Linked DNA regions of Homo sapiens: region 1 is linked to region 2. Evidence: read pairs that join two places in POLR2A ChIA-PET (ENCODE). Cell type or tissue: Panc1. All regions are shown on one strand. Each heading gives the region's core, and the rest is flanking DNA. Links, peaks and the distances in the headings are about the cores only.

The links. ChIA-PET counts read pairs that join two places held together with the same protein. Peaks named below come from ENCODE experiments on the same cell type or tissue, not always from the same donor. Only the 100,000 strongest peaks of a DNase experiment are listed, where the experiment ranks them.
Region 1: POLR2A ChIA-PET joins it to region 2 with 5 read pairs; 2 of 35 experiments call an interaction of 5 or more read pairs at or near these places.

What each region holds. Positions count from the first base shown.
Region 1 is chr14:73,417,727-73,433,880 of GRCh38, forward strand. All of the region lies in intron 1 of NUMB (NUMB endocytic adaptor protein), which reads right to left. Among named protein-coding and RNA genes, the nearest start is that of NUMB, 33 kb to the right of the region's middle. In Panc1, for the core only: no CTCF peak of the experiment used is centred there; a DNase peak (open chromatin) is centred at 6,975; H3K27ac peaks cover 569 bases.
Region 2 is chr14:73,337,093-73,353,246 of GRCh38, forward strand. The region is part of intron 4 of NUMB (NUMB endocytic adaptor protein); the gene reads right to left. Among named protein-coding and RNA genes, the nearest start is that of PAPLN-AS1, 99 kb to the left of the region's middle. In Panc1, for the core only: no CTCF peak of the experiment used is centred there; no DNase peak of the experiment used is centred there.

The DNA.
Region 1 (16,154 bases), core at 3,184-11,183, 79 kb after region 2:
TACACCAATATTCAAGGCAACATCATTCACAGTAGCCAAAAGATGAAAACAACCTAAGTGTCCACCGATGGATGAATGGCTAAACAAAATGTAGTCTAGGCCGGGAGCCATGGCTCATGCCTGTAATCCCAGAACTTTGGGAGGATGAGGTAGGTAGATCACAAGGTCAGGAGTTCGAGACCAGCCTGACCAACATGGTGAAACCCCATCTCTACTAAAAGTACAAAAATTAGCCGGGCATGGTGGCATGCGCCTGTAATCCCAGCTACTCAGGAGGCTGAGGCAGGAGAATCACTTGAACCCAGGAGGCGGAGGTCACAGTGAGCTGAGATCATGCCACTGTACTCCAGCCTGGGTGACAGGGCAAGACTCTGTCTCAAAAAAAAAAAATGTAGTCTATACATAAAATGGAATATTCAGCCTTTAAAAATAATGAAATTCTGACACTTGCTGCCACAAAGATGAACCTTGAAAATTGTGCTAAGTGAAATAAGCCAGACACAAAAAATAAACAAATATTGTATGATTCCATGTATATAAGATAACCAGAATAGTCAAAATCATAGAGACAAAAAGGAGAATGGTGGTTTTGTGGACTGGAGAGGAGTGGGGTATAGGAAATTGTTGTTTAATGGGCCCGTGCCCATTTCAGTTTGTAAAATAGAAAAGTTCTGGGATGTACAGTGGTGATGGTTGCACAATAATGTCAACATACTGAATGCCACTGAACTGTACATTTAGAAACAGTTAAAACAGTAAATTTGGCCAGGCATGGTGGCTCACACCTGTAATCCCAGCGCTTTGGGAGGCACAGGCAGGTAGATCATCTGAGGTCAGGAGTTCAAGACCAGCCTGACCAACATGGAGAAACCCCGTCTCTACTAAAAACACAAAATTAGCCAGGCATGGTGGCACATGCCTGTAATCCCAGCTACTCAGGAGGCTGAGACAAGAGAATCGCTTGAACCCGGGAGGCGGAGGTTGCAGTGAGCCGAAACTGCGCCACTGCACTCCAGCCTGGACAACAAGAGCAAAACTCTGTCTCGAAAAAAAAAAAGTAACTTTTATGTATATTTTACCACATAAGGAAAAAAAAAGCAAAGCAAACCATATCACAACTTCTAGACTGGAATGAACACTGTGTTTATTATTTTTGAGTCCTATGGTGACTCTTCTTCCTTTGCTTTCTCATTATTCAGCACCCCTATACAAGTCATCAAGAATAGGACCAAAGAGTCACCCTTATAGTTCAAAGCATAATTACAGAAGTTATAATTTGTATCCACATTCTAATAATTAAACCCTGAATCAAAGTTAAAACTTGGAGCTTCTTTGCATAAATTTTTGATGACATAAGATTAAAGTTAAGTATGTTCATAATGTCAGGTTTATAAAAAAAAGAAAAACAAATAAAAAATAAATTCCTACGTAAATTATCTTCTCTTTGGCAAAAATTTCAAACTATCTAGTAGAAGGAGGAAAAGGAATGAAAATCTCAAGAGGGCTGGGCGCGGTGGCTCACGCCTGTAATCCCAGCACTTTGGGAGGCCGAGGCGGGCGGATCACAAGATCAGGAGATTGAGACAATCCTGGCTAACACGGTGAAACCCGGTCTCTACTAAAAATACAAAAAACTAGCTGGGTGTGGTGGCGGGCGCCTGTAGTCCCAGCTACTAGGAGGCTGAGGCAGGAGAATGGCATGAACCCGGGAGGCGGAGCTTGCAGTGAGCTGAGATTGCGCCACTGCACTCCAGCCTGGGCGACAGAGCGAGACTCCATCACAAAATAAATAAATAAATAAATGAATAAATAAGGAAAACCTCAAGAGATATAACTGAATACTCATATTAGAAAGTCCCCAGAAAACTGAAGAATAAACTATTGAAATTTGAGCCTTAATGAATATGCAGTTTATGGTCAAAATAAGTAAAACGGGGAGCTAAGTCTGACATCAAAGTAAACAGAAAGTCCCACCCAAGAACAGAAAGTCCCACCCAATCCCATCCTGCCCCTTAACATCCTCAGACAATGGTGGGAAACTCTGGCATAACCCAAAATATGTAGTTAGGGCACACGTACAGAATTCACTCCATCAAGGAATGGGAGTACTTAAGGGATGAATCCAAACTTAGTCCAAGCTGAAACTTAATTTTTTTTGAGAAAGAGTCTTGCCCTGTCGCCCAGAATGGAGTGCAGTAGTGCCATCTTGGCTCATTGCAACCTCTGCCTCCCAGGTTCAAATGATTCTCCTGCCCCAGCCTACCAAGTAGCTGGGACTACAGGCACATGCCACCATGCCCAGCTAACTTTTGTACCTTTAGTAGAGATGGGGTTTCGCCATGTTGGCCAAGCTGGTCTTCCTGACCTCAGGTGATCCACCCGCCTTGGCCTCCCAAAGTGCTGGGATTACAGGTGTGAGCCACGGCACCCAGCCCTAGCTGAAACCTTATTGCACTCAAGACCCAGATGTTTCCAGGTATGAGAGCAGTGTTCCTGCTTAGCCAGGCACTCACTGCAAGACACGTTGTCGTCTGACACAATCTATAAGCAAAGGAAAGCCAGGTCAACAGACTCACACTCCAAAGGAAACCAAGACAGCTGTCTTCAACTGTGAAAATGAACTGGGAAATCATTTATATGGTCACAATCAGCACTTAGAGAAAAACACACTGGAAAAGATAAGTGTATCACATGTATAAGGGTGACTATTGATTCACATTTTTTTTTCAACTGTCTGTGTGTGCATGTGTGTGTATAGGTGTGTGTAGGTGGGGAAATTACCACCAAAAATGTTTTAAAAATTCATTGTTAGGCCAGGCACAGTGGCTCACACCTGTAATCCCAGCACTTTGGGATGCCAACGCACGCGGATTGCTTGAGTCCAGAAGTTTGAGACTAGCTTGCTTGACGTGGCAAAACCTTGTCTCTACGAAATATACAAAAATCAGCCAGGTGTCATGGCACACGTCTGTAATCCTGGCTACTTGGGAGGCTGAGACATGAGAATTGCTTGAATCTGGGAGGTAGAGGTTGCAGTGAGCTGAGATCGCACCATATTATTATGGAAATAGACACTTGCACCTATACACAGAATCACCATGAATATGGCTGCACTCCAGCCCGAGCAACAGAGCCAGACCCTGTCTCAAGAAAAAACACAATAAAATAAAATTCATTATTGTAGAGAAATTTTGTATTAACATGTGTACCTGAAGACATAAGCAAGAATATTTTTGTAAGAGCAACAAAATGCGGAAAAAAAATCTATCTTTAGAAAAAAGACAAATTGTGGCATAGTCATAAAATTAATACAAGTATCTGAGAAATGCACAACAGTGCACAAACCTGAAATAAATTGCAAATAGGTAACCTATCTGTTCTCAGTTTCTGAAAATTAATATGCTGCCTAAAGTAATACAAGAGAAAGAAAAGGAAAGTTTTTTTTTGGTGTTTTTGTTTGTTTGTTTGTTTGTTTTGAGACAGAGCCTTGCTCTGTCACCCAGGCTGGAGTGCAGTGGTGCAATCTCGGCCCACTGCAACCTCCACCTCCCGGACTCAAGCGATTCTCCTGCCTCAGCCTCCCGAGTATCTGGGATTACAGGCATGCACCACTGCGCCCAGCTAATTTTTGTATTTTTAGTAGAGACGGGGTTTCACCATGTTGCCCAGGCTGGTCTTGAAGCCTCAGGTGGTCCACCTGCCTCAGCCTCCCAAAGTGCTGAAATTACAAGCAAGAGCCACTGTGCCTCACCAGAAAAGTAATTTTTAATAAAATATTTTAATATGCAAATGCTCAGGTATAATCATCCTAAAATTCATATTATTACGGAAATAGACACTTGCACCTATACACAGAATCACCATGAATATGACAGCTACAAATGTAGATTGAGACAAATAAGCTGAATAGGAAAATCAAATACCATAAGGGGCAATGCCATTAGTAATAGGATTTTCTAAAACAGTGAACAACTCTTGGTAAAGTTCTGAACAAAACAAAGTACAATTTGCCCCAGGTTAATACTCAGTAGTTACATTCCTGGAAAATTCGGTGTCTATTAAAACTATGTTTAAAAAAAACAAACACTTTGTGTCTAAATGTAAAACAGAATTAGAATAACCTAAGTATAGGCCGGGTACCGTGGCTCACACCTGTAATCCCAGCACTTTGGGAGGCCGAGGTGGGTGGATCATTTCAGGTCAGGAGTTTGAGCCCAGCCTGGCCAACATCGTGAAACCCCGTCTCTACTAAAAATACAAAAAATTAGCCCGGTGTAGTGATGGGTGACCGTAGTCAATCCCAGCTACTCAGGAGGCTGAGGCAAGAGAATCGCTTGAATCTGGGAGGTGGAGGTTGCAGTGAGCCAAGATTGCACCACTACACCCCAGCCTGGACGACAGAGCGAGACTTCGTCAAAAAAAAAAAAAGATAAGCATAAACAGGTTTTTCACCTACAATGTCTGGGGAAATAAAGTTATGCGGAACTGTCTCATACCTTGTGGGATGTCAGGCACTCCTGGCTCCTGTTCATTGAATGTCAAAACTGGACTCATCCTCCTCTAATCATTGTGGCAACCAAAAGTGCATCCTCAAAGATCCAAACACGTCATAGTAGCAGTACTATCCTTGTGGAGAACCAGAGCCTTTAAGCAATGATAGAGCTCAATATGGCCTCCAAATTGCCCTTGTTTTCATGACACCATGAGTTGAATAGGATAAAAAGCCTAACCAATTTCTAACTCTGGTAAAGAAGGTCTATTTGTTTGTGTTACTATAAAGGAAACTGAAACTAGGAAATTTATAAAGAAAAGAGGTTTAACTGGCTCATGGTTCTGCAGGATATACAAGCATGGCACCAACATTTGCTTGGCTTCTAGTGAGGGCCTCGGGAAGCTTACAATCATAGTGGAAGGCCAAGTGGGAGGAGGCAGATCACATGGTGAGATCAGGGGAAAGGGGGTGGGGACGTGCCACACTCTTCCAAACAACCACATCTCACGTAAACTCACTGAGCAAGACTCATTTATCACCAAGGAGATAATGGTAAATCATTCATGAGGGATCTGCTCCCAGGATTCAATCACCCCCCTGGCCCCACCTCCAACCTGGGAATCACATTTCAACGTCAGATGTGGAAGGGACAAACAACCAAACCATATCAGGAGGAAGAGATCCTGTCTCAAAAAAAAAAAAAAAAACTGTTATATTCCCAGATGTTATAGTTTACACAAAGTGTTTTTGTTTAAATTTAATCCTTATAACTGACAGATATCATAAGACAGATGTCATTATTCTTTTCATATTACTTATAAGGTGAACAATCTCAAAAAGGTCAGTCACAAAGCTGGTGACAGAGACAAGATTTCAAGCCCTCTGATTTCAAATCCTGTGTTCCTTCCACCAAACTAAACTGCTTTACAAATATCCAGTATGGCAATACAGATAAAAAGGAGTATTTATGGCACAAGATCAATATAAAGACTCTTGATTGGCCGGGTGCGGTGGCTCACTACTGTAATCCCAGCACTTTGGGAGGTCAAGGTGGGTGGATCACCTGAGATCAGGAGTTCACGACCAGCCTGGCCAACATGATGAAACCCTGTCTCTACTGAAAAAAAAAAAAAAAACAAGCTGGGCACAGTGGCTCACGCCTGTAATTCCAGCACTTTGGGAGACCGAGGCAGGCGGATCACCTGAGGTCAGGAGTTGTAGACCAGCCTGGCACCAACATGGCAAAAGCCCATCTCTACTAAAAAATACAAAAATCAGCTGGGCGTGGTGGCTGGTGCCTGTAATCCCAGCTCTTGGGAGGCTGAGGCAGGAGAACGGCTTGAACCCAGGAGGTGGAGGTTGCAGTGAGCCAAAATCACGCCACTGCACTCCAGCCTGAGCATCAGAGCAAGATTCTGTCTCAAAAAAGAAAAAAAAAAAAATTAGCCAGGCATGGTGGCACACGCCTGTAATCCAAGCTACTTGGGAGGCTAAGGCAGGAGAATGGCTTGAATCCAGGAGGCAGAGGTTGTAGTGAGCAGAGATTGTGCCACTGCACTCCAGCCTGGGCGTCAGAGCAAGATTCTGTCTCAAAAAAATTAGCCAGGCATGGTGGTGCATGCCTGTAATTCCAGCTACTTGGGAGGGTGAGGCAGGAGAATCGCTTGAACCCGGGAGGCGGAGGTTGCAGTGAGCTGAGATTGCGCCATTGGACTCCAGCATGGGTGACAGAGTGAGACCCTGTCTCCAAAAAAAAAAAAAAAAAAAAAAGACTCTTGATCTATTTTGATACATGACAGAATGACAGACGGTTGTATTAATACTTGTACTGTTTGTACTGTAGGCTGGTACAAAAGTAATCATGGTTTTTGCCATTAAAAGTAATTGCAAAAACCACAATTACTCTCTCTCTATATATAGAATCTCACTCATTTCTGAATATGAGAAATTTTTAAATATTGGCAGTCTTGTCCTAGATTGAAAAATAAAAAAGAAGAAACATTTAAAAAGAAAGACATAAAATTTTAGGAGCAACTATGACAAGCAGTGTTTAATTTCTTCCTAATACCTGAAAGGTTCTGGGTCAGAATCCTAATATGTCTTCTACTTAATCAAAGATTTCCAAATCCCATCATTGATTCTGACAACGAATTAACATAATTTTTTTAAAAACCTTTGCATTTGGGGACAAATGTATAACCATTAAGAACTTTATAAAATCTTGCCGTAACTAAAGTGCTTCTAATGAAGTCACTATCAATCCTCTCAGTGCCATGATTCTTTCTTGATAAAACACTCTCATGGTTCCAAACACCTATATGCACACAGTAGTTTATAACATAAGACAAAAATAAAAACAAAGGCATACTCAGGGCTTGATGTAAGAGGAAAAAAGGAAGTGGCATGTCGTATTATTTCAGCTGAAGAAACAAGGAAGTAGGATCATTTACCAACAAGCATAATCTTCATGAGCACGTCTCTAAAGGGCAGAATGATATACTCAGGTTTTCCTAAAAAAGAATAGCAGACAATGGTCTACAACACTCATCTCTCCACTAATTCAAACCCCAAATCCAAGAAGAAAAACTAATTTAACTGACCGTTCTGATTTATAAAGAAAAAATAATAATGCATGCTTCTGGATTCATGGTTCAAGTTTACATGACTAGAATGACGGCTTTAGGAGTTGCAATATGCAAACATATAAGTCATAACCTAAACACAGAGGCTGGAAGTTTGTCCTATAATATTTTATCCCTCCTTTTTGTTCTTCTTTCTCCTAAAAGATCTTTACCTCAGTCAGAACTATGGTTGTCTAAGCCAACATCTCTACCCCAAGCACCACTTTATTTTCTCCCTCATACACATTGTTACACCCCTTTTTCCTGACTTAAAATTCACTCCTTGCCAACTTCTATGGTGTCTCTATGACATCTACACAGGTTAAACTGACTTCTTTGATTCACAGCTAATAGAAAGTACATGCAATAGAGCTTAAAGGAGTATCAATTACATGAATATTTCTGGAAAGCAACTGTAAATACAAAGAATAAAGCACTCTGTTACATTGAAAAAAATTGCAGTTCATCATGAAAAACCTTCAGTTCAAGGTACCTAGGATATAGATTAAGATTAAATTTAATATAATTTTTAAACTTTGTTTAACAAATAGAAATAGGGGTCTCGCTATGTTGCCCAGGCTGGTTTTGAACTCCTGGCCTCAAGCAATCCTCCTGCCTCAGCCTCCCAAAGTGTTGAGATTACAAATGTGAGCCACTGCACCTGGCCTAAAATTAAATTTAAATGTCTCACCCAAGTGCCTCAAAACGTGCCGTAATTCCCAAACAGATTTACAGATATTCTGAATATTGACTGACAAGTATTTAGGGGTTACTATATAACTGTCTAAATACCAACAAGGAATTATAGGACTCACTTGAAAATATAATAACTACTATATATAGAGCACCTACTATATTCAAGGCACTGTTCTAAGAATTTACATATAAATGTGTATAAGTGTGTATAATCTCATTTCATCAGCACAAAGAAACACTAAGAGATAGGGGCTATAATTCTAATTTTATTTAATTTTTTTTTTTTTTTTTGAGACAGAGTCTCACTCTGTCACCCAGGCTGGAGTGCAGTGGTGCAATCTTGGCTCACTGCAACCTCCGCCTCCCAGGTTCAAGCAATTCTCCTGCCTCAGTCTCCGGAATAGGTGGGACTACAGGTACGTGCCACCAAGCCCAGCTAATTTTTTGTATTTTTAGTAGATACAATGTTTCAACATGTTCTCCAGTCTAGTCTCAAACTCTTGATCTCAGGTGATCCACCCACCTTGGCCTCCAAAAGTGCTGGGATTACAGACATGAGCCACCGTGCCCAGCCTCTAATTTTAAAGATGAGAAAATGTGGCTTTGAAAGAAGGCAAGATTTGAAATCTTGGCTTCAGGCCAAGATGGTACAGTAAATTCACCCAAATAACTATATATAAGTGTATCAAATATATAAATAAATAATGCATAGCTGGCTCAAAAAATAATGTAAATACCTTCCAGGCATTGATAAGTAATACAAATGCAAAGTGGTAAGGCCTCTGAAGCCAGAGGCCTACTGGGCTCCTGGTTCAGAAGCAGGCAGTGGCTGGGAGTCTGGCTTCCTTGGGGAACAGGCAAGAAAAATGTTCCATGTAAGACAGAACCTGGCCTGGCACAGGGGCTCACACTTGTAATCTCAGCAATTTGGGAGGCCAAGGCAGGAGGATCACTTGAGCCCAGGAGTTTGAGACCAGCTTGGGCAACACATAGAGGATCCATCTCTACAAAAAATTTAAAAATTAGCCAGGGCCGGGCGCGGTGGCTCAGACTGTAAACCCAGCACTTTGGGAGGCTGAGGCGGGCAGATAACCTGAGGTCAGAAGTTCGAGAACTGCCTGACTAATATGGTGAAACCCTGTCTCCACTAAAAATACAAAAACTAGCCAGGCGTGGTGGCGGGCACCTGTAGTCCCAGCTACTCAGGAGGCTGAGACAGGAGAATTGCTTGAACCTGGGAGGCGGAGGTTGCAGTGAGCCAAGATGGTGCCACTGCACTCCAGCCTGGGGGACAGAGCGAGACTCCATCTCAAAACAACAACAAAAAAATTAGCCAGGCATGGTGGCACATGCCTATAAGTCCCAGCTACTTAGGAGGCTGAGATGGAGGATCACTTGAGTCTGGGAGGTCCGGGCTGCAGTGAGTCATGACTGTACCACTGTACCGCAGTCCAGTCTGGGCAACAGAATGAGACTCTTACATTTAAAAAAATAAAAAATAAAAAAGACAAGACAGAGTCTGCCAGAGCTAGGGTGGGGGTAGAGTTCCCTTATTTATAAAGAAGGCTGAAAGCAACTGGCCAACTCTGCCTGGAGCTATTGCTTACAGGAAATAACTCTTAAGTTGCATGACCCAGACACAGCTTCAAAAACAAGAAAGAGGCCTGGTGCGGTGGCTCACGCCTGTAATCTCAGCACTTTGGGAGGCAGAGGCAGACGGATCACCTGAGGTCAGAGACCAGCCTGGCCAACATGGTGAAATTTTGTAAAAATACAAAAATTAGCCGGGCATGGTCGCACACGCCTGTAATCCCTGCTACTCAGGAGGCTGAGGCAGAAGAATCGCTTGAACCTCGGAGGCAGAGGTTGCAGTGAGCCAAGATCGCGTCACCGTACTCCAGCTTGGGCAACAGAGTGAGACTCTGTCTAGAAAAAAACAAAACAAAACAAGAAAGAGACCAAGCCACCTGCTAGTTCTGTGACTGGATCTGCAATATCCACAATATCAACAGTATCTCTAAGGAGCAGGAACTCTAAACTTTGTTCTAGAATTGGGGTCTAGAGGCAATCAAAACTACTGTACAAGAAAGAGAAAACACAAGACGGACAGTGAAAGCCAGTTCTCAAGTATAGAAGACAACTAAAGCTGCTGTTATGTCTTGAATAACATTCCAATCTCCATTTCCTGAATATGTATCTATTAAGACTGCTTCTGGTGCTCTCTCACATCCCTCGGTATTTATAAGATAAACTCTTAAGCAGTTAAGGTAACCAGAAAGAACCTAACACGCTTAAACCTTTTCTACTTTCCCAACAAACCAACAATCATGATCATCTGAAAATATTATTTTTTAATGCGATAAAGTTACAAAAACCTATTCCTAACTGACAGCCCTTGAAAAGTACAAAAATAAGCAACTAGATTTACCAGTTAAAGAAAAGTGTCTTTATAACTAACTTTGTTGAGTGGGCCTAAGCAAACTTTAAGTGTTATGGAATCTCTCATATTTAGCCTTCCTATTATCAACCAGACACAGGACTTTCCTACCACTAGGAAGGGAGTGGTTTCCAGTTTTAAGATGATACAATTGAAAAGTTTTGAAAAGGAATTAAAAATAGTCTCAAGAGAATAACTTGAAATAAAAACTGTGTTTTAATAAAATATGAGTCAAATTAGTAATCCATCACTTAAATCCTAGATCTGTGTCTGCTACTACCTAGCTGTGGGACTTTAGCTAACCTACCTACCTAGGCTTTGGGTCCTTTATCTGTTTAAAAAAAGAACACTTTATGAGGTCTCTTGGGCTCTTCTAATTCTGACATCATAAAATTCTATTAAATGTATGACAGGAATGTTTGCTAAGTGTAAACATATTCAGCATTTACACAGTGTTTTCAACACCTTCAAAACTCTACCAGTGAGGTCCACCACCTTCTCTCCTCCCAAAGTCACATAAGCAGAATCTAAAAAAACATGGCTAGGCACAGCGCCTCGTGTCTGTAATCCCAGCGCTTTAGAAGGCAGACGTCAGGGGATCTCTTGAAGCCAGGAGTTCAACCAGCCTGGGCAACATACCAAGACTTTGCCTCTAAAAAAAATTAAAAATTAGCCAGGTATGGTGGTGCATGCCTGAGTCCCAGCTACTCAGGAGCCTGCGGCAGGAGTTCAAGCTCAGGAGTTCAAGGCTTGAGCTTGAGCTCAGGAGTTCAAGGCTGCAGTGAGCTATGATCACACCACTGCACTCCAGCCTGGGAGACAAAGTGAGACCCTGTCTCTACAACATGAAAATAAAAACAAAATAAAACATTTTCTGAGATATTTCCAAAATAATTTTTAATATGGTAATATATGCTAGAACTTTAATTGGAGAGGTGTAATTTATATATACTCTCCTGAGTTTGAAAAAACACATAACTATGTAACCACCACCACAATCAAGATATAGAACAGATATAAAAGATACACAGAACACCCAAAAAAATTCCCTCATGCCCTCAGTAGTCAAACTCTCTTCCAATCCCTCGCAACCACTGGTCAATTTTCTTTCCCTAGGGGCCGGGCACAGTGGCTCACGCCTGTAATCCCAGCACTTTGGGAGGCCGAGGCGGGCGGATCGCGAGGTCAGGAGATCGAGACCATCCTGGCTAACATGGTGAAACCCCATCTCTACTCAAAATACAAAAAAATTAGCCGGGCGTGGTGGCGAGCACCTGAAGTCCCAGCTACTCGGGAGGCTGAGGCAGGAGAATGCCGTGAACCCAGGAGGCGGAGTCTGCAGTGAGCAGAGATCACGCCACTGCACTCCAGCCTGGGTGACAGAGCGAGACTCCATCTCAAAATAAATAAATAAATTTTCTTTCCCTATAGTTTTGCCTGTTCCAAAATACCACAAAAATGAAATCACACAGTATGTGGCCTTTTAAGTCTGACTTCCTTCATTTAGCATAATGCATTTGATATTGTACAATGTTAGTGAATGCACTGCCAAATCATATGCCATTGTATAGATGTGCCATCCTTTATCAATTTACCAGTTGAAGTGCATGTGCATTATTCCCAGTTTTTGGCAATTACGAGTTTGGTGCAAAAGTAGTTGTGTTTTTTGCCATTAAAATGGCATTAAAGCTGTGTGGCTGTAGCTCACACCTGTAATCCCAGCACTTTGGGAGGCTGAGGCAGGCAGATCACTTGAGGCCAGGAGTTTCAGACCAGCCTGGCCAACATGGTGAAACCCCGTCTCTACTAAAAATACAAAAATTAGCTGGATGTGGTGGCACATGCCTGTAATCCCAGCTATTCAAGAGGCTGAGGCAAGAGAATTGCTTGAAAACCTGGGAGGCAGAGGTTGTAATGAGCCGAGATCGCACCACTGCACTCCAGCCTGGGCCATAAAGTGAGACTCTGTCTCAAAAAAAAAAAAAGGCATTAAAATGGCAAAAACCGCAATTACTTTTGCATCAACCTATACTGCATTTACATACAGGTTTTTGTGTGACTGTGTTTTCATTTTACTTGAATAAATACCCAGGAGTGAAACTGTGGACCATTCTGGTAAATGTACATTTAATTATATATTTTATATGTTTTAAATTTACATTAATAAATATTTTATATATTTTAAATATATATTTTGCATCAACCTATACTGCATTTGCATATAGGTTTTTGTGTGACTGTGTTTTCATTTTACTTGAATAAATACCCGGGAGTGAAACAGTGGACCATTCTGGTAAGTGTACATTTAATTATATATGACAACCTGCCAAATTGTTTTCCAAAGAGGCTATACCAACAATGAATAAGGGTTTTGGGGCCAGGGGCAGTAGCTCACACCTGTAATCCCAGCACTTTGGGAGGCCGAGGCAGGAAGATGGCTTGAGCCCAGGAGTTCCGAGACCAGCCTGGGTAACACAGTGAGATGCCATTTCTATAAAAAAGGTTTTTTTAATTAGCCGGGTGTGGTGGTACATGCCTGCAGTCCCAGCCACACAGGAGGCTGAGGTGGAAGGATCACTTGAGCCTAGGGGGTCGAGGCTGCAGTGAGCCATGATTATGCCACTGCACTCTAGTCTGGGTGACAAGGTAAGAGACTCCGTCTCAAAACAAACAAAAAAAAGTTTTTGGGCCAGGCGTGGTGGCTCAAGCCTGTAATGCCAGCACTTTGGGAGTCCGAGGCGGGCAGATCACGAGGTCAGGAGATCGAGACCATTCTGGCTAACACGGTGAAACCCCGTCTCTACTAGAAAAAAATACAAAAAATTAGCTGGGTGTGGTGGCGGGCGCCTGTAGTCCCAGCTACTGGGAAGGCTGAGGCAGGAGAATGGTGTGAACCAGGGAGGCGGAGCTTGCAGTGAGCCGAGATTGCGCCACTGCACTCCAGCCTGGGTGACGGAGCCAGACTCCATCTCAAAAAAAAAAAAGTTTTTGAATTTTGTTCTTTGAGACAGAATCTCAGTCTGTCACCTAAGCTGGAGTACAGTAGCGCAATCTTGGCTCACTGCAACCTCTGCCTCCAGGCTCAAGCAACCCTCCCACATCAGCCTCCAAATCACTGGGATTATAGGAGTGCACCACCACATCCAGCTAATTTTTGTATTTTTAGTAGAGATGGGGTTTCACCATGTTGGTCAGGCTGGTCTCGAGCTCCTGACCTCGTGATCCACCCGCCTTGGCCTTCCAAAGTGATGGGATTACAGGCATGAGCCACCGCACTTGGCTTTTCTTTTTTTTTTTTTTTGAGACAGAGTCTCACTCTGTCACACAGGTTGGAGGGCACTGGCGCGATCTCGGCTCACTGCAACCTCTGCCTCCCGCATTCAAGCAACTCTCGTGCTTTGGCCTCCCTAGTAGCTGGGATTACAGGCATGTGCCACCATACCTGACTAATTTTTGTATTTTTAGTAGAGACAGGGTTTTGCCACATTGGCCATGTTGGCATGGTGGCTCATGCCTGTAATCCCAGCACTTTGGGAGGCCGAGGAAGGTGGATCACTTGAGGTCAGGAGTTCGAGATCAGCCTGGCCAACATGGTGAAACCCTGTCTCTACTAAAAAAATACAAAAATTAGGCGGGCATGGTGGCATGTGCATGTAATCCCAGCTACTCGGGAGGCTGAGGCAGGAGAATTACTTGAACCCAGGAGGCAGAGGTTGCAGTGAGCTGAGATCACGCCACTGCACTCCAGCCTGAGCAACAGAGCAAGACTCCGTCTCAAAAAAAGAAAAGAAAGAAAATTTCATCAATTTCATGTGGAATTTATCATGACTTTTAAGGCAGTTTTAAACTACCTGTCTAAACAAAAATATTAAATATACTTACTCTTTCTAAAATCTTTACCCAAAGGGAGTAAGAAATAAGGGGAAGGGGCAGAGAGTGGTAGACTCCAAAATATTCAGTACTACACCCTGCCCAAATTCCAAAGTAATTTAATTAAACACTTTCCAAAAAAAAAATTCAGGTATTTTAGCAGCACTCTCAAAAGTCCAGGCATAATTTTACTAATAATTAACTTGTAACACTTTGTTATTCATAAGCCCTTATAGAGTATAACTTTTAATTCTATTCATTCAATAAGAATGTACTGATTACCAATCAAATCTCCAAAGAGTATAAGCAGTACGATAGTACTATATACAAAAATCACAGAATTTTAAAGGTTAGGAGAGATTTGAAAGAATAATCAAGATAATTTTACAGAGTAACAAAGTTTGGGGAGGATGAGGCTTCACCACACTAGATATCCACACTTATTATAAAGCTACGGTAAATAAGACAGTGTAATATTGACATAGGGATAGGCAAATAACACAAGAACAGGCTCACATGTATATAGAGATAAGATACATGACTTAAGATCCTCATTGAAATGAGAGGAATGAATGCTACTCAATAAATAGTGTTGGTCCTATTTATTTTGTATATTTAAAAAATAACGTACTCATTATTCACTATAATTTTTAGAATATTTCAGCATTAAAAAAACTTTAAAGATCATCCAGTCAAACACTATCACTTTATAAAAAGAGAAACAAAGACCCAGAGAAGACATTTAGCCAAATCATACGGGCAGGATAAGAATTAAACTCACATATCATGTTTATTAACATTCAATACATATATAAAGAGCTTCTCATTCACTCCTTAAGTCAGCCATGACAGGAATAATGACACCAAATCAGAAGTGGAGGAGACACAAAAGGTATGGTGAAGGACATGGCCAATCAGTACTATCATTTCCTGTGATGCCTAGACCCTCTTTCAAGGAAATTGGCCAAAAACTCTAGCCCTCTCCTGGAAGATTAATCTTATCTAAACCCAAACTAATGATGAAGAATAATTCTGTGGTCTCAGTATGCAGGGAACTCAGAAAGAAAGAAGAGAATTTTTGACCAGACATGGTGGTTCACGCCTGTAATCCCAGCACTTTGGGAGGCTGAGGCAGGAGGATCACCTGAGGTCAGGAGTTCAAGACCAGCCCGGCCAACATGGCGAAACCCCATCTCTACTAAAAATACAAAAAAATTAGCAGGGCATGATGGCACACGCCTGTAGTCCCAGCTACTCGGGAGGCTGAGACAGGAGAATTGCTTGAACCTGGGAGGCAGAGGTTGCAGTGAGCCAAGATTGCAGCAAGCCAGCACTTTGGGAGGCCAAGGCAGGCAGATCACTTGAGGTCAGGAGTTCAAGACCAGTCTGGCCAACATGGCAAAACCCCGTCTCTACTGAAAATACAAAAATTAGCTGGGCATGGTGGTGCATGCCTGTAGTCCCAGCTACTTGGGAGGCTGAAGCAGGAGAATCGCTTGAACCCGGGAGACGGAGGTTGCAGTGAGCCAAGATCACGCCACTGAACTCTGGCCTGGGTGACAGAGCCAGACTCCATCTCAAAAAAAAATTTTTTTAAAGTAGTAGTGCTATAGTAGGCCCAATTATTAGGTCCAACAATTTTCATCAACTTCCTTTTTCACTCAGTTTGTTTCCAGGGAATGTTAATTTTAAACGTTACATTTTCAGAGTCTCACAAAGACCAGTTAAACAGTGCTGAAAACTGTCAGAAAGTAGTTGCTCGTATTCTAAGACTCAATTAAAGTACAGAGAGAAGTGACTTATCTTCTCTAGAAAAGCAATTTAAGGTTACTAAGTTTGTCCACGGTCTGTTAATTCAGATAAAAATCTCCTTTGATAAATCACCCCTGAAATATATGACAGGAGTATAGGTAGTAAAGAGAAAGAAACTGATAGCCTATTTGCAAACTTAGAAATCCCGATTTAGGCCAGGCGCGGTGGCCCATGCCTGCAATCCCAGCACTTTGGGAGGCCGAGGCCGATGGATCACCTGAGGTCA
Region 2 (16,154 bases), core at 4,791-12,790:
GTGGTGGTGCCTGCCTGTCTCAAAAAAAGCAAGACTCTGTCTTTAAAAAAAAAAAATCATAATCATCTCAATAAGTACACGAAAACTTTTGCTAAAGTTCAGTTTTCATTCATAGTTTTAAAAATATATCTTAATTGCCCAGGCATGGTGCCTCACACCTGTAATCCCAGCACTTTGGGAGGTCAAGGTGGGCAGATCACTTGAGGCCAGGAGTTTGAGACTAACAAGGCAAAACCCAATCTCTACTAAAAATACAAAATTAGCTGGGAGTGGTGGTGCATGCCTGTAATCCCAGCTACTCGGGAAGGCTGAGGCATGAGAATTGCTTGAACCTGGGAGATGGAGGTTGCAGTAAGCCAAGATAGTGCCACTGCACTCTAGCCTGGGTGACAGAGCACAACTCTTGTCTCAAAAAAATGTATCTATATCTACATCTTAACTAAGAATAGAGGGGAACTTGCTTAATTTGAGAAACTGTGATAAGACTGAAAATGAGGCAAGAATACTTGCTATCACCAATTCTACCCAGTGCTGTACCACAAGCTCTGCCCAGTGCAATGAGGCAAGAAAAAGAAATTATAAAAATTCAAATGGAAGATATACAACTGTAATATTCATAGACTATATTATTGTGTTAGTAGAGAAAACAAAGAAGATTCAAATAAAATACTATAATAACTGCATTTAGTAAGGTTGCTAGATCTAATTTCAATATACAAAGTGGTTAATATTTTTATAACAGCAATAAGCAGAAAATTATATTTAAAAATTTACCATTTACAACAGCATCAAAACTGAATGCTTGATTTCATCCCCCATTCACAAATCTACTCTTCTATCAACAGTCTTCCCCAAATTAATATATGGGAACTCCACCCTTCCAATTGCTCAAATCAAAAACATTGGTACAGTTCAGGTGCAGTGGCTCACACCTGTAATCCCAGCACTTTGGGAAGCTGAGGTGGGAGAATTGCTTGAGGCCAGGAGTTTGAGACCAGCTTGGACAACATAGTGAGACCCCCCCACCCCCAACCTCTACAGAAAAATTAAAAATCAGCCAGGCATCTGTATGTAGTCCCAACTAGTCAGGAGGCTGAGGCAAGAAGATCACTTGAGCTCAGGACTTTGAGGCAGCAATGAGCTATGAATGTGCCATTGCACTCCAGCCTGGGTGACAGAGGAAGATCCTGTCTCTTAAAAAACAAGCAAAGAAAAAAAAAAAGTTAACTTATCGTTCTCTTGTGACACTTTACAAATCTATCAATAAATGATATCAGCTCTACCTACAAAATATATCCAGAATCTGACCCTGTCTTACCACTTCCTCTGCCATCTCCCTAACATAAGTCACATCATCTTTCATCTGGATTTTTGTAAAAGCCTCTTAAATTATCTCTTTGTTATCACCCTTGCTCATCTATAGCTGATTCTCAGCACAGGAGCCAGAATGATCCTTTTAACATATAAGTTGTATAATCCCACTCCTCTGTTTAAAACTCTCCAATAGCTTCCTAATTATTTCCTTTTATTCATTATGAATAAGAGCCAAAATCCTTACAATGGTCTTTATAAGGCCCTACACCAGTAGTTTGTCAATGGGGAGTGTTTAGAAAATGTATGCGGGCATTTTTGGTAACAATGACTGGGAAAATTATTCCTGGGTAGCAGATGAGGGCCCATGGATGACAGCTATCTGGCTTCCTGTTTGACATCTGAATGTCCTACTGGACTTTCACTTAGAAACTTACTCATAATTATTTTAGATTAGATGTAACTCCACTTTACATATAAACACACAGTATTTTTTGCACAAATTGCTGTGTCAATCAAAGGAAGGTTGTACTTTGATAAGAATTTTATCAGGAGTTGTTTACCACTTCAGAAAATAACATCACCATTTACAATCCACTGTGGTATATGAGTTACCAACACATCATTTCTGTCTACATTTGCAGGTATCTTACCCACTGCAATTCTCTGTAAAAGTGTACTACTTTAGGTCTTCTAGTATTGTTAGGGCCATTTACGTACTGGATATAATTTCATCTAAAATTTGTTATTTCTTCTTTATATACTTAATTATGTAAGCATAGGTAGGTTATACTATGTATGCATTTCATTTCAGATAGTATAAGGAATACTGTAGCATGTTTGTAGTGAAAATGTAGGTGATAGGGCTGACAGTATTGAAAAGTACTAAACCAATGGTCTGGTATCCTGTTACTTATCTAATCTCATCTCATCTCTGCCTGTACCTTTTGCTCTAAACACACTGGCCTCCTTGCTGTGCTTCCAATATACCAGGCACTCTCCTGCCCCAGAGCCTTTGTACTTGCCATTCCTTCTGCTTACAACCTACTTCCCTCAGGCAACCTGAAATGCTTGCTTTCTCACTTTCTTTGTGTATTTGCTCAAAAGTTACTTTTTCAGTGAGGGATTTCCTAACCATCCCATTTTTTGTTTTTGTTTTTTGGTTTTAAATAGACATGGGGTTTTGCTATGCTGCCCAAGCTGGTCTCAAACTCCTGGGTTCAAGTGATCCTCCTACCTCAGCCTCCCAAAGTGTTGGGATTACAAGCGTGAGCCACTGTGCCCAGCCATTAACCATTCTATTTTAAATTGTAACCCCTGCCACACACACTCCCTTCATACTTAACCCTCACCCACAACCCCTATCGTTTTTTGTTTGTTTGTTTTTTAGAACTGGCAAAGGCTATTTATTCAGAGCTTGCTAGCAATGAGGTTAGTTTGGTAGAAACTGGAGGGCAGGCAGAAGAGTGGAAAACCTTCACAGGGCAGGCTCCAGGAATGTCTAGATGGAGGCTGCTGGCCTGGGGAAGTTGGTGACAGACACTCAAGGCAGAGCATCCTATGTGACTAGCGGGGGATGGAAGTGGTGGGGGGGACACACTTGGCTTTCTCTGGTTGGTCCAGAGTTGGAAGCAGGCACAGAGATTAGGGAAGCTAGCAGTTACTGATTAGGCTCTGGCCATTTGAGGCCAAATGTTATAGAAGTGATTGTTTAGCCATCTGACTACACACTTGGCCTCTCACTGGCAGGATGCTGGGCCCTGGCTGCCAGTTTCTGCAGTTCCTTGCTGCCTCCTATGTGTAAACGAGCTTTCCAACCTTGAGAATAGTAGATTACGAAGACAGAGACTTACTTTGGATGGCCAACAGTAGCCCAGTGACCTCATGTCCCATGGGCCTCAGCTTCCCCACCTGACAAACGAGCAGTGGGGACATCCACTGATGCCCAAAAACCAACCCCACCCCAGGCAAACTGCGCCATCTGGCCCAGTGGCTGTTTACCTCAGGCTTTCCCCTCCCCCAGTGTGCCTGTCTCACATGCCTTGTCTCACAACCCTAATTCCCTTTGAACATACCAGATACTTTACATATTTACTTATTCATAGTCTAATACCCACTAGGATGTAAGCGTAGTGCAAGGATTTTGTCTGTTCTCTGCTTTGTTGTTTGCTGTATTTGCAGTACTTAGAACATTGCCTGGTACACAGCAGACTCCATAAATATCTGCTAAATACATCAATGAATTATCGGTCTCATAGAGAAGAAAATGTAGCACATTACTTAGCTCTATACTAAACAATATTAAAAGTCATAATAATGAAAACTTTTACAATAAACTCAAGACACAGAATAGGAGATTTAATTAATGGCTATAGGACAGAATGCAAATGACTGATATGGTTTGGCTCTGTGTCCCCACTGAAATCTCATCTTGAATTGTAATCGCCATGTGTCACGGGAGGAACCTGATGGGAGGTGACTGGATTATGGGGGCAGTTTCCCCCATGCTGTTCTCGTGATAGTGAGTCTCATGAGAGCTGATGGTTTTAAAAGTGGCAGTCTTTTTCCTGTGCTCACACTGAGCTGCTCTCTCCTGATGCCATGTGAAGATGGTCCTTGCTTTCCCTTTGCCTTCCATCATGATTATAAGTTTCCTGAGGCCTCCCCAGCCATGTGGAACTGTGAGTCAATTAAACCTCTTTCCTTTATAAATTACCCATCTTAGGTATTTCTTTATAGCAGTGTAAGAATGGACTAATACACTGACCTACATAATGTTACAAATAAAAGGAAAACAGCAGATATAAGTTTGAAGGTAAGAGAGTAAGGCGTTTTAGTATTTTTATTTTACGTGGTGGGGAATCAAGATATACTACCTAAAGTTAACGGAACAATAAATTTATGAATATAGGATACCAACAGTAGAACTAAAAATAATAATTTAATTCCAAAAATCTAGGTGGAAAAGGGTCAAAGGTAGAAGGATGTGTGGGTTAAGTCATCCTTTCTTTTTAGAGAACAGTAGAAAAATGGGTAAATTAAGAGTAGTCAGTAAAACTGTATTATTTTTTAAAAATTAAAACATTACCAATGGTAAAAGCACAAACAAAAATGGTTAAAAGTGTCACTATAGAATGGAAATGGGGTAGGAAAAGTGTTGATTGATTGATTGATGAGGTCTGCTATGTTGCCGAGGCTAAGTACAGTACAGGTAGGATCACAGACCCCTATAGCCTCGAACTTCTGGCATCAAACAATCCTTTTGCCTCAGCCTCCAGAGTACCTGGGATTACAGGTTACCATGCCTGTTGTTTTGTTACCACAAACTTGTATTACTTTGATTAAAAAATATTTTAAAGTTTAAACTATATTCAACATTGTTTAATAAACAATTTTTAAACTGTCATGAGTGATAGTTTTATATTATAAAACTACAATATAGTACTTAGGGAGAGAACCCTCTAGAGCTAAAGCTACTAGAGTTCAAATCCTACCTTCAAATAATCAGATATTCCAACTATTCCCTTACAACATCATGTAACAGAAATCTTACTGCATACTAGGCCACAAAGAAAATAAGTCCTTAAGAGTTACTAAACGAAGTTGAACTTCTCTCAAATACCTCATTGCTCTGATGCAAAGACATTTCTTTAAATTTAAAAAAAAAATTTGTTTTAGAGAGACAAGGTCTCACTATATTGCAGGCTGGTCTCAAACCCCTGGGCCCAAGTGATCCTCCCGCCTCGGCCTCCCATAGTGCTGGGATTACAGGCGTAAGCCACTGTCCCTGGCCCCATTTCTTTAAATTTGTATTGTTTCAGGTAGAAGAGCAAATTATGATGTTTGCCAGCATGCCAGCAAATTTAGCTATGAAGACGATGTATCTGCTCAACCAACTGTAACCTTACTTGATTTATTTCATTGGTACTACACATGGCTGACATTAAGTTTGGATCACTACTTGTCACACAGAGTTATCTTCCAAAAAGTTACACTGTGAGGCAGCTTTGAAATGAAACATTATTGTAGGTGCAGAAGATTGTCACACAGGCAATAAAATTATAAGCACTGGAAAATGTCCTATCTGGGATAAACAACAGAATTTTTAATACTAGAACAGGTTGGTGTGGTCAATGCCTATCAGTCAGGTACCAAACATCTATCAAAAGCTTCAGGCCAACATTCAAGAGAAGATATTTAATTTCTAGTATTAAAAATTCAATGAAGGAAAAAACATGCAGATAAAACCTTCAGTATTCAGTTGGCATCTAACCAATAACAGCAGCAGCAGCAGCAACTAACGTTTATTGTGCACTCATCACGTACCAGGCAGTGCTGTGTTTTTAATGTACTGTATTTACTCATTCAACTCTCAGAACACTTGCACACAGCTAATAAGAGCAAAGCCCAAATTCAAACTCAAGTTGTATAGCTTAAAAGTGTATGCTTTGTTTGCTTTGAGACAGGTTCTTACTCTCTCACCCAGTCAGGAGTGCAGTGATGCGATCATGGCTTACTGCGGCCTCTACCTCCTTACCTCAGCCTCCTGAGTAGCTGAGACCACAGTCACATGCCACCATGTCTGGCTAATTTTTTCTGTTTTTTTTTTTGTAAAGATGGAGTCTCCCTATGTTGCGGAGGCTTCAAACTCCTGGGCTCAAGTGTTCCTCCTGCCTTGGCCTCCCAAAGTGCTGGGATTACAAGTGTGAGCCTCTGTGCCTGACCACAAAAGTATATGCTTTTAAAGTGTTCCAGATACCAGTCTAGGATTTTATTACAGAGCCACTGAAGAACATGAGGTAGGTAAGTGACAAGACCATATCTGCAATTAGGAAGATCACTACTACAACACTGAGATAACAGTTTGGAGGAGAGACAGATTGGAAGCAAGAGTAGTAGAGTTCTTGTAATGGTCTAAGGGGGAAAAAAAGATAAGGACCTGATTAAAGTAGTGGCAGTAGGAAAATGAACAAGAGGACAAAAAGGATAGATATTTAAGAAGAATAAATATGATATAGTAACTACGGTTGACATTGTTAGTTGCCTACATGACAGGCATTCTTTCAACCAGCTTCCCCGCTGGAAGAACCTACCTCCCTTGATGGTACAGGCTGAAAATACAAAGTAATCGCTTCCTTAGCTTTCCTCACAACTATGGCTTGGGCATTTTATTCTAATCCTAGTCAGTGGGAATTAGTGGGAAGTCTCTGTGTGTATGTATGTAACGGGCTGCCTTATCCTAATACAAAAAACATTTGCTTCTTTATTCTGTCATTTGATACTAATGAGTGAAGGTACATACTCTTTAATTGGGTTGCTGGTTCCTGTTTGTTAATATTTTATCAAGAGCTTTGTGTTGATATCAAAAAGGAGATAGTCTCCTTTTTGGATGCTATCAAGTTTTGAAATACTATGTATGTAAAAAGAATTTATAGGCTTATAAAAGAAACTTATAAAGCTTTAGGAAACAGATAAAGCATCAATTTTGTCTTTGTAGTAAAGCTTTAATAGTATTCGTGTGAAATGATCTGGGCCTGGTGCCTATGTTAGGGGTTGGGGGTTGCCTAAGTTGGGGATAGAAGATAAGGTACCTCTTTAATATCTTATGGTATTTCTTCTACATGAATTGTTCTATCTATATTTTCAATTTGTTTTAGAATCAGTTTTTGTCATTTATATAACCTAAGAGTATTACCAACTTTATCTATGTTTTCAAGTTTATTTGTATAATAAAAATTTAAATTTTCAGTCTGTGATTATTTTCCCACTTTATTTTTTATTTTGTGCATCTTTGCTTTTATCTTGATAAATTATATTCAGCTACTTCTAATTTGGCATAATACTTTGCACCAAAATCTTCTGAAATCACAGGTTATTACATTTTACATGGTAGGTCAGCCACTGGATCAGAACTTGCCTCTGAGAAATACTGAAATAATAAGAGCTCTACTTTCTGTGCTATGGCTACATGGCTACACACAAAATAAGAAATGCTTGTTATTAAAATACTAAAAATACTATCTGTTCTAATTTCTAGCACAATGGCAGTCCTTATCTCAGAAAGGTGTGGTCTCCAAAACCATTTGGCAAATCACTTAATAGAGCAAAATGTTGGTTTAAGCGGTAAACACATGCATTTCTAGCATCCATATGCTCAATTCTCCATCTGGTCTATCCTATTTATACATGTTGGCACAATTCCTAGTAACAACTGAGTAAGTGCTTTATATCCCTAAACCAAAGGGATAGGAAAGCCCTTCCATCTTATTTAACAGTGAGTTAAAATAATGAGACCAAATAACATAAGTATGAATCCTACATTCAGCCCCTTAATCTCTATCTCTCCAAATCTGAAGAATGACCTCCAGAATTTACCCAATAGAAGATCCACTTCAGCATGCCATATGTTCTACATAATCTGGTAAGATTTTAATTACAAGTTAAATGATTAGCTAGGATTCTACCAATTTATTAACAATCAAAAATAATACCAGCATTAAAAAATATGTTAGTAGACAATTACAGGTAGATTCTTAGTATATTACTTTAATTGATGAAGCATACTGTTTAAATCCAGCAATCCCATTACTGGGTATATACCCGAGGGAATACAAATTGTTCTACCAAAAATACACATGCACTTTTATGTTCATCACAGCACTATTCACAATAGCAAAGATACGGAATCAACGTAGATGCCCATCAGTGGTGGACTGGAAAAAGAAAATGTGGTATGTATATACCATGGAAAACAATAAAGTCATTAAAAAACCTGAAATTATGTCTTTTGCAGCAACATGGATGCAGCTGGAAGTCATTATCCTAGCGAATTAACACAGGAACAGAAAACCAAATATCTCATGTTCTCACTTATAAGTGGAAGCTAAACAGTGAATACACATGGATACAAAGATGGGGAACAACAGACTCCGGAGCCTACTTGAGGTGGGAGGGTGATGGTCGAAAAACTACCTATCAGGTACCATGCTCACTACCTGGGTGATCAAAGCATTTGGACACCAAACCCCAGTGACATGCAATTTACCCATGTAACAAACCTGCACATGTACTCCTGACTCTAAAATAAAAGATTTAAAAAAATCAATAGTTCTCGAAATTTTTGGTCTCAGGACTTAATTACATTGAGGATCCCAAGGAGTTTTTTGTTTATGTCAGTTATAGCTACTAATAATTGCTGTAGTAGAAATTAAAAATAAGAACATTTGGCCGGGCACAGTGGCTCAAGCCTGTAATCCCAGCACTTTGGGAGGCCGAGGGTGGATCATCTGAGGTCAGGAGTTCGAGACCAGCCTGGCCAACATGGTAAAACCCCAGCTCTACTAAAAATACAAAAATTAGCCGGGCGTGGTGGCAGGCACCTGTAATCCCAGCTACTCAGGAGGCTGAGGCAGGACAATCACTTGAACCCAGCAGGCAGAGGTTGCATTGAGCCGAGATCGCACCAGTGTACTCCGCCCTGGGGGACAAGAACGAGACTTCATCTCAAAAAAAAACCAAAAAAACAAAAAAATTTAAAGATATTTAATTCATTTTAAAATAATTAACTCCATTGTGTGGTAACTTGAATAGCATATTTCTAATGAAAAATAACTATATTTTCCAAAACAAAGAAATTTAGTGAGAAGAGTGGCATGTTGTGATTTAATACTCGGCTTAGAACTCTTGAAAAAGTTCTGGGATCTCACTTTGAGAAGCACTAGATTAAGTTTCCTATGGGTAATATTTCATTTGTTACATTAAAATCCCTTCTCCATTAAAAAAATTATCTCTGTAGGCTGGGTGCGGTGGCTCATGCCTGTAACCCAAGAACTTTGGGAGGCCGAGGTGAGCGGATCACCTGAGGTCGGGAGTTCGAGACCAGCTTGACCAACATGGAGAAACCCCCGTCTCTACTAAAAATACAAAATTAGCTGGGTGTGGTGACACATGTCTGTAATCCCAACTACTCGGGAGGCTGAGGCAGGAGAATTGCTTGAACCCAGGAAGCAGAGGCTGCGGTGAACCGAGACTGCACTATTGCACTCCAGCCTGGGCAACAAGAGTGAAACTCTGTCTCAAAAAAAAAAAAAAAAATTTATCTCTGTTATACCAGCAGATAGAATTGCAAGACGAGCTCTGAAACCTACTTTAATTAATCATTACTGTTACCAATTATATAGATACTAATATATTTAAATATACACAGTGAAGATGAAACCAGCCGCAGTTGCACTTTATTATGGCTAGTAATGGCTCATGTTTCTATAAGCTTCTCTCTCCTATTCTCTAGCTATTTCATTGTCCTCAAAATCCAGTTCCTCAACTTCTCTATATCTGTCTTCACTTCCTATTTCCTTGAGAAAATAAGTCTTCAGAATAAAATTCCATCAATCTCAAGCCACTAATACCACAAACTGAGGTGAATTTCCAGCCTATTTTCCACCTTTGCTCCTGTTAAAATAGAAGCAGCATTCTTCCTTCATTTTAAAACTAATCCGTTCTCTACATGCTTCTTTGTAAAAAGCATTTAATTATGCTCAAGTAGTTCCCATCTTAATAACAAAACACAAAAGGAAATCACAGGTGATTTATTAACTTTGTTTTTTATTTTTTAGAGACAGGGTCTTGCTTTGCCATCAAGGCTGGGGTGCAGTGGCGTGATCACTGCAGCCTCTACCTTCCAGGCTCAAGTGATCCTCCCACTTCAGCCTCCCAAGTAGCTGAGACTTATTCACTTTAAATGAGTACACTTCATGGTATGTAAATTGTCTCTAATAAATCTGGTTTTAACCCCCCACCCCACACTCACATGTTCCTTAACCTCACACTATCTTTGCTACTACTCTGCTTTTTGAAGATAAACTTTTATTCAAAAAATTTTAACAGCTTTACTGAAATATATTTATATAAGAAACTGTACATATTTAAACTCTACAGTTTGCTGAGTTTTTCAAATATGTATATACCTGAGAAACCATCACCACAATCAACAACAAACACAGCCACCACCACCAAAGTTTCCTTATGCCCCATGTAATTCTTCCCTTCCACCACTCCCCCATCCTTATACAACATTTTCAGACAAGCTTGAATTAGATTTGTTGTCTCCTTCCTTATTTTGCATCCATTCACTCCTCAATCTGGATTCTATACTCAGGATTGCACTGCAAGTGCTGTCATTATCATCAAAGTCACCAAGACTTTCAAGTTTTTAATCTAATGAGGTTTCATTTCTCACTTGATCTCTTTACAACATTTGACCACTTTCTCCTATGTTGAAACTTTGGTTTCTAAGACCATACTCTCCAGGTTTCCCTTCGATCTCTTTGGCAATTCACTCTCACTCTCCTTTGAACAAGCCTATTTCACTGCCTGTCCCCTCTATGTTGGTATTCTTCAAAGGTTTGTTCTAGGCCATCTTCTCTCTTTCCCTAGGCAATCTCACCCACCCACAACTTTAATTTATGTACGGTCAGTCCGCATCATTCAAGGATTTGGCATCTGTAAATTTACCTACTCACTAAAATACATTTGTAACCCCCATATCAAAACTCATGGTGTTTTCTTGGTCAGTGAGGATCTGCATGTGCATGTCCCATAGCAACTTCAAAAGGAACTCATTTTCTCTACTCCCAAATTTGTTATTCCTTAGTGAGTGCCCCCAACACCCTACCAGTTGCCACCATGGAAAACCTTGTATTCCAAGCTCACTGGTCTCTAAGGCAAGGCAGAATGAGGCATCTTTTGCCCTGCTATATCTGACTGAGGAAATGCATCTACCTCGAGAATATGGAAAATACATTCCAAATTCTGATTCTCCTATTGTACTCTGGGAGTCAGTTGTATATAAGTGTATGAGTTGGGGAGGGAAGGAGTGACACAACATAGCAGAGACACTGAATGTCCTACAGAAAGGATTTCAAAAAGCCATTTGGAAAGGACAAAACAAAACGCACTCTAAATAAGCTGCCCTCCCTGCACAGTCTCTAAAGCAGAGGTCCCCAACACCAGGGGCCATAGCCCAATACTGGTCGGTGGCCTTTTAGGAAATGGGCCACACAGCAGGAGGTGAGCGGAGGGCGAGCAAGCATTACTGCCTGAGCTCCACCTCCTATCTCATCAGTGGCAGTGTTAGATTCTCATAGGAGCGCGAACTCTATTGTGAACTACCCACGTGAGGGATTTAGGTTGTGCGCTCCTTATGAGAATCTAAGGCCTGAAGTGGAACAGTTTCCTCTCAAAACCACCTGCCCCAGCCCCCTAACCCCAGGCCATGAAAAAATTATCTTCCACGAAACCAGTCTCTGGTGCCAAAAAGGCTGGGGACCACTGCTCTAAAGCATATCCCATCTAGCTGATTTTATGACAAGTGAGAATTACACTGAAAGATATCAAAACTTATTCATCTCACACAACATACTTAAAAGCTATAGATTTCACAGCTGATTAGAAGAAGTGCTTCAATTAACTTTACTTCAATTATTTCAACACTGTATACAAACCTCTCAGAATCTGTGAATGAAGTGTTAAAAAAATTATAAATAGGATATATGCTCACAAGAAATGTCACTAGTTCCAAAGGACACAGACTAAAAAGTAAAATATCTTCAATCCTCCATATTCATTCTGCAGTTATTTGTGTCTTAATATTTCTTAAACACAATAATCATATATATTTTTCTTTTAACTGAACAAAATCATACTATATACATAGTTCTGCAGCTTGCCCTTATCACTTAATAATAAATACACTGGAACCAGGCACTCTGGCTCATGCCTGTAATCTCAGCACTTTGGGAGGCCAAGATGGGCAGATCACCTGAGGTCAGGCTGAGGTCAGGAGTTCAAGGCCAGGCTGGCCAACATGGAGAAACACCAACTCTACTAAAAATACAAAAATTAGGCCGGGCACAGTGGCTCATACCTGTAATCCTAGCACTTTGGGAGGCCAAGGTGGGCGGATCATCTGAGGTCAGGAGTTCATGACCAGCCTGGCCAACATGGTGAAACCCCATCTCTACTAAAAATACAAAACTAGCTGGGCATAGTGGCAGGCGCCTGTAATCCCAGCTACTTAGGAGAATCTCTTGAACCTGGGACGCAGAGGCTGCAGTGAGCCGAGATCGTGCCATTGCACTCCATCCTGGGCAACAAGAGTGAAACTCCATCTCAAGAAAAAAAAAAAAAAAAGGGTGGCCAGGCGCGGTGGCTCACACCTGTAATCCCAGCACTTTGGGAGGCCGAGACGGGTGGATCACGAGGCCAGGAGATCAAGACCATCCTGGCTAACACGGTGAAACCCCGTCTCTACTATAAATACAAAAAATTAGCCAGGCGTGGTGGCAGGTGCCTGTAGTCCCAGCTACTTGGGAGGCTGAGGCAGGAGAATCGCGTGAACCCGGGAGGCAGAGCTTGCAGTGAGCCAAGATCGCGCCACTGCACTCCAGCCTGGGGGACAGAGCAAGACTCCGTCTCAAGAAAAAAAACAAAAAACAAAAAAAACTAGCTGGGCATGGTGGCAGGTGCCTGTAATCCCAGCTACTTGAGAGGTTGAGGCACAAGAATCACTTGAACCCAGAAGCAGTGAGGCGTGGTTGCACCACTGCACTCCAGCCTGGGCGAGAGTGAGGCTCTGTCTCACATACATACATACATATATACATACATACATACATACACACACACACACACACACACACACACACTGAAGTCAGTGTTTCCTATGTCAATGATCATCATCTCTGCTCAGGGCAATATGAAACTAGGTGTCTTTTTTTTTTTTTTTTTTGAGATGGAGTCTCGGTCTATCACCCAGGCTGGGGTGCAGTGGCGTGATCTCAGCTCACTGCAACCTCTGCCTCCCGGGTTCAAGCAATTCTCCTGCCTCAGCCTCCCGAGTAGCTGGGGTTACAGGCATGTACACCATGCCTGGCTAGTTTTTGTATTTTTATTAGAGATGGGGTTTCACCATGTTGCCCAGGCTGGTCTCGAACTCCTTACCTCAAATGATCCACCTGCCTCAGCCTCCCAAAGTGCTGGGATTACAGGCATGAGCCACTGTGCCCAGCCTGTGTCATTTTTAATACTACTCTTTTTCATTCCTTAGATTCAGTTCATCTCCAATTTCTATTACCTTTACCTACTTTTTTTTCTTTTTTTTTTGAGACAGGGTCTCGCTCTGTTCCCTAGGCTGGAGTGCAGTGGTGCAATCATGGCTCACTGGGCTCAAGTGACCTTCCCACCTCAGCCTCCTGTGTAGCTCAGATGACAGGTGTGTACTACCACATCTAGCTTTTTTTTTTTTTTGTAGAGATGGGGTCTCACCATGTTGCCCAGGCTGGTCTCGAACTCTTGGGCTCAAGTAACCCTCCCACCTTGGCCTCCCAAAGTGTTGAGATTACAGGTGTGAGCCACCATGCACAGCCTAACTTTACCTCTTAATTATCGATCAATTTATTTCATTTCTCTTCATCTTCACAGTCACCACCCTAGTCTAACCTACCATTATCTATCCTTTGAATTACTGTGATAATATTTTGCTAGGCTCCTTGTATCTAGCATGGGCTACTTCCAAACTACACTGCAGCCAAAGTCATTTTTTCAAAGTGCTTTTCTGGGTTGGAGTTGGCTGAGGATTGAAAAATTACCAGTTGAATACAATGTCCACTATTTGGGTGACAGGTACACTAAAAGCCCAGACTTCACCACTATGTGATACATGCGTGTAAGGAATCTGCACTTATACCTCCTAAATCTATAAATACATACATTTTTAAAATAAATAAGATGGCCGGGCACGGTGGCTCATGCCTGCAATCCCAGGACTTTGGGAGACTGAGGCGGGCGGATCACAAGGTCAAGAGATCGAGACAATCCTGGCCAACATGGTGAAACCCTGTCTCTACTAAAAATACAAAAATTAGCTGGGCATGGGGGCACGTGCCTATAGTCCTAGCTACTCGGGAGGCTAAGGCAGGAGCATCATTTGAACCCTAGAGGCGGAGGTTGCAGTGAGCGGGGGTTGCAGTGAGCTGAGATCGCGCCACTGCACTCCAGCCTGGCAACAGAGCAAGACTCTGTCTCATAAATAAATAAATTAATTAATTAAATTAAATAAGTAAGATACTTAACACAAAAAATGCTTTTCTAATACCACATTCTTGCTTAAAAAAAACTATTTACAGAGTTTGGGAAGATGAAAAAGTTCTGGAGATGACTGGTGGTGATAACTGCACACCAATATGAGTATACTTAATACCGTTGAACTGTACACTTAAAAATGCTTACAAGGGGCCAGGCGCGGTGGCTCACGCCTGTAATCCCAGCACTTTGGGAGGCTGAGATGGGTGGATCACGAGGTCAGGAGATCGAGACCATCCTGGCTAACATGGTGAAACCCCGTCTCTACTAAAAATACAAAAAATTAGCCAGGTGTGGTGGCAGGCGCCTGTAGACCCAGCTACTCGGGAGGCTGAGGCAGGAGAATGGCTTGAACCTGGGAGGTGGAGCTTGCAGTGAGCCGAGATGGCGCCACTGCACTCCAGCCTGGGTGACAGAGCAAGACTCTGTCTCAAAAAATAAAATAAAATAAAAATAAAATAAAATAAAATAAAATGCTTAATAGGATTAATTTTATGTTATATGTACTCTACCTTAATAAATAATGAAAAGAACACACGATTTAATGGCTTCCCACGTACAAAATCCTTAGTATGGATACAAAGCCCTGCCCTGCTTTCCTACAGGGTCATCTCAAACAACTTTCTGCATTACAGTTTTCCTTTACCATTCTTTCCTCTTGTCACCCAGTGCCTACATATACATGCTTTCCATAATTTTCTAATGCTCTATTCACCTTTTCATGTAATTCATTCCCACTCAATCTTCAAATATCAGGTCAAGCTTTACTTTCGCAGAGAAGCCTTACTCTGATCCTATAGTCTAGGATCAAGTTTTTTTCTTACATGTTCTTACAGAACCAGATTTCTTTTCTTAAAAGTATTTACCTTGGGTTGTAATAATATATATATACACACACACACACACACACACACATACACACACACACACACACATATATATATATATATATATATATATATATATATATATATATATATATATATGTTTTTTTTTTTTTTTTTTTTTTGAGACAGAGTCTCTCTCTGTCGCCCAGGCTGGAGTGCAGTGGCACAATCTCGGCTCACTTCAAGCTTCGCCTCCCTGGTTCACGCGATTCTCCTGCCTCAGCCTCCCGAGTAGCTGGGATTACAGGCGCCCGCCACCACGTCCAGCTAATTTTTTTTTTTTTTGTATTTTTAGTAGAGACGGGGTTTCACCGTGTTAGCCAGGATGGTCTCAATCTCCTGACCTCGTGATCTGCCCGCCCTGGCCTCCCAAAGTGCTGGGATTACAGGCATGAGCCACCGTGCCTGCCCTGTAATAGTATATTGTTAATGCAAATATCTAACTAAAGTCTGTTTCCCTCACAAGAAGACTGTAAAATCCACAAGAACAGAAACTATGTCTTTTTTGCTTACCACCTAGCATATACCTGGCATATGACAGATGTTCAAAAAATATTTATTAAATACATAATACAGATCTACCTTACTTTAAAAAAATAAACTGCAAAGAATTCAACTTAATGGATGCCACAGTTTTTCTTGTTTTTTTTTTTTTTTTTTTTTTTTTTTTTGAGACAGAGTCTCACTCTTGTTGCCCGGGCTGGAGTGCAATGGTGTGATCTGGGCTCACTGCCACCTCCACCTCCCAGGTTCAAGCAATTCTCCTGCCTTAGCTTCCTGAGTAGCTGGGATTACAGGCAAGCACTACCATGCCCA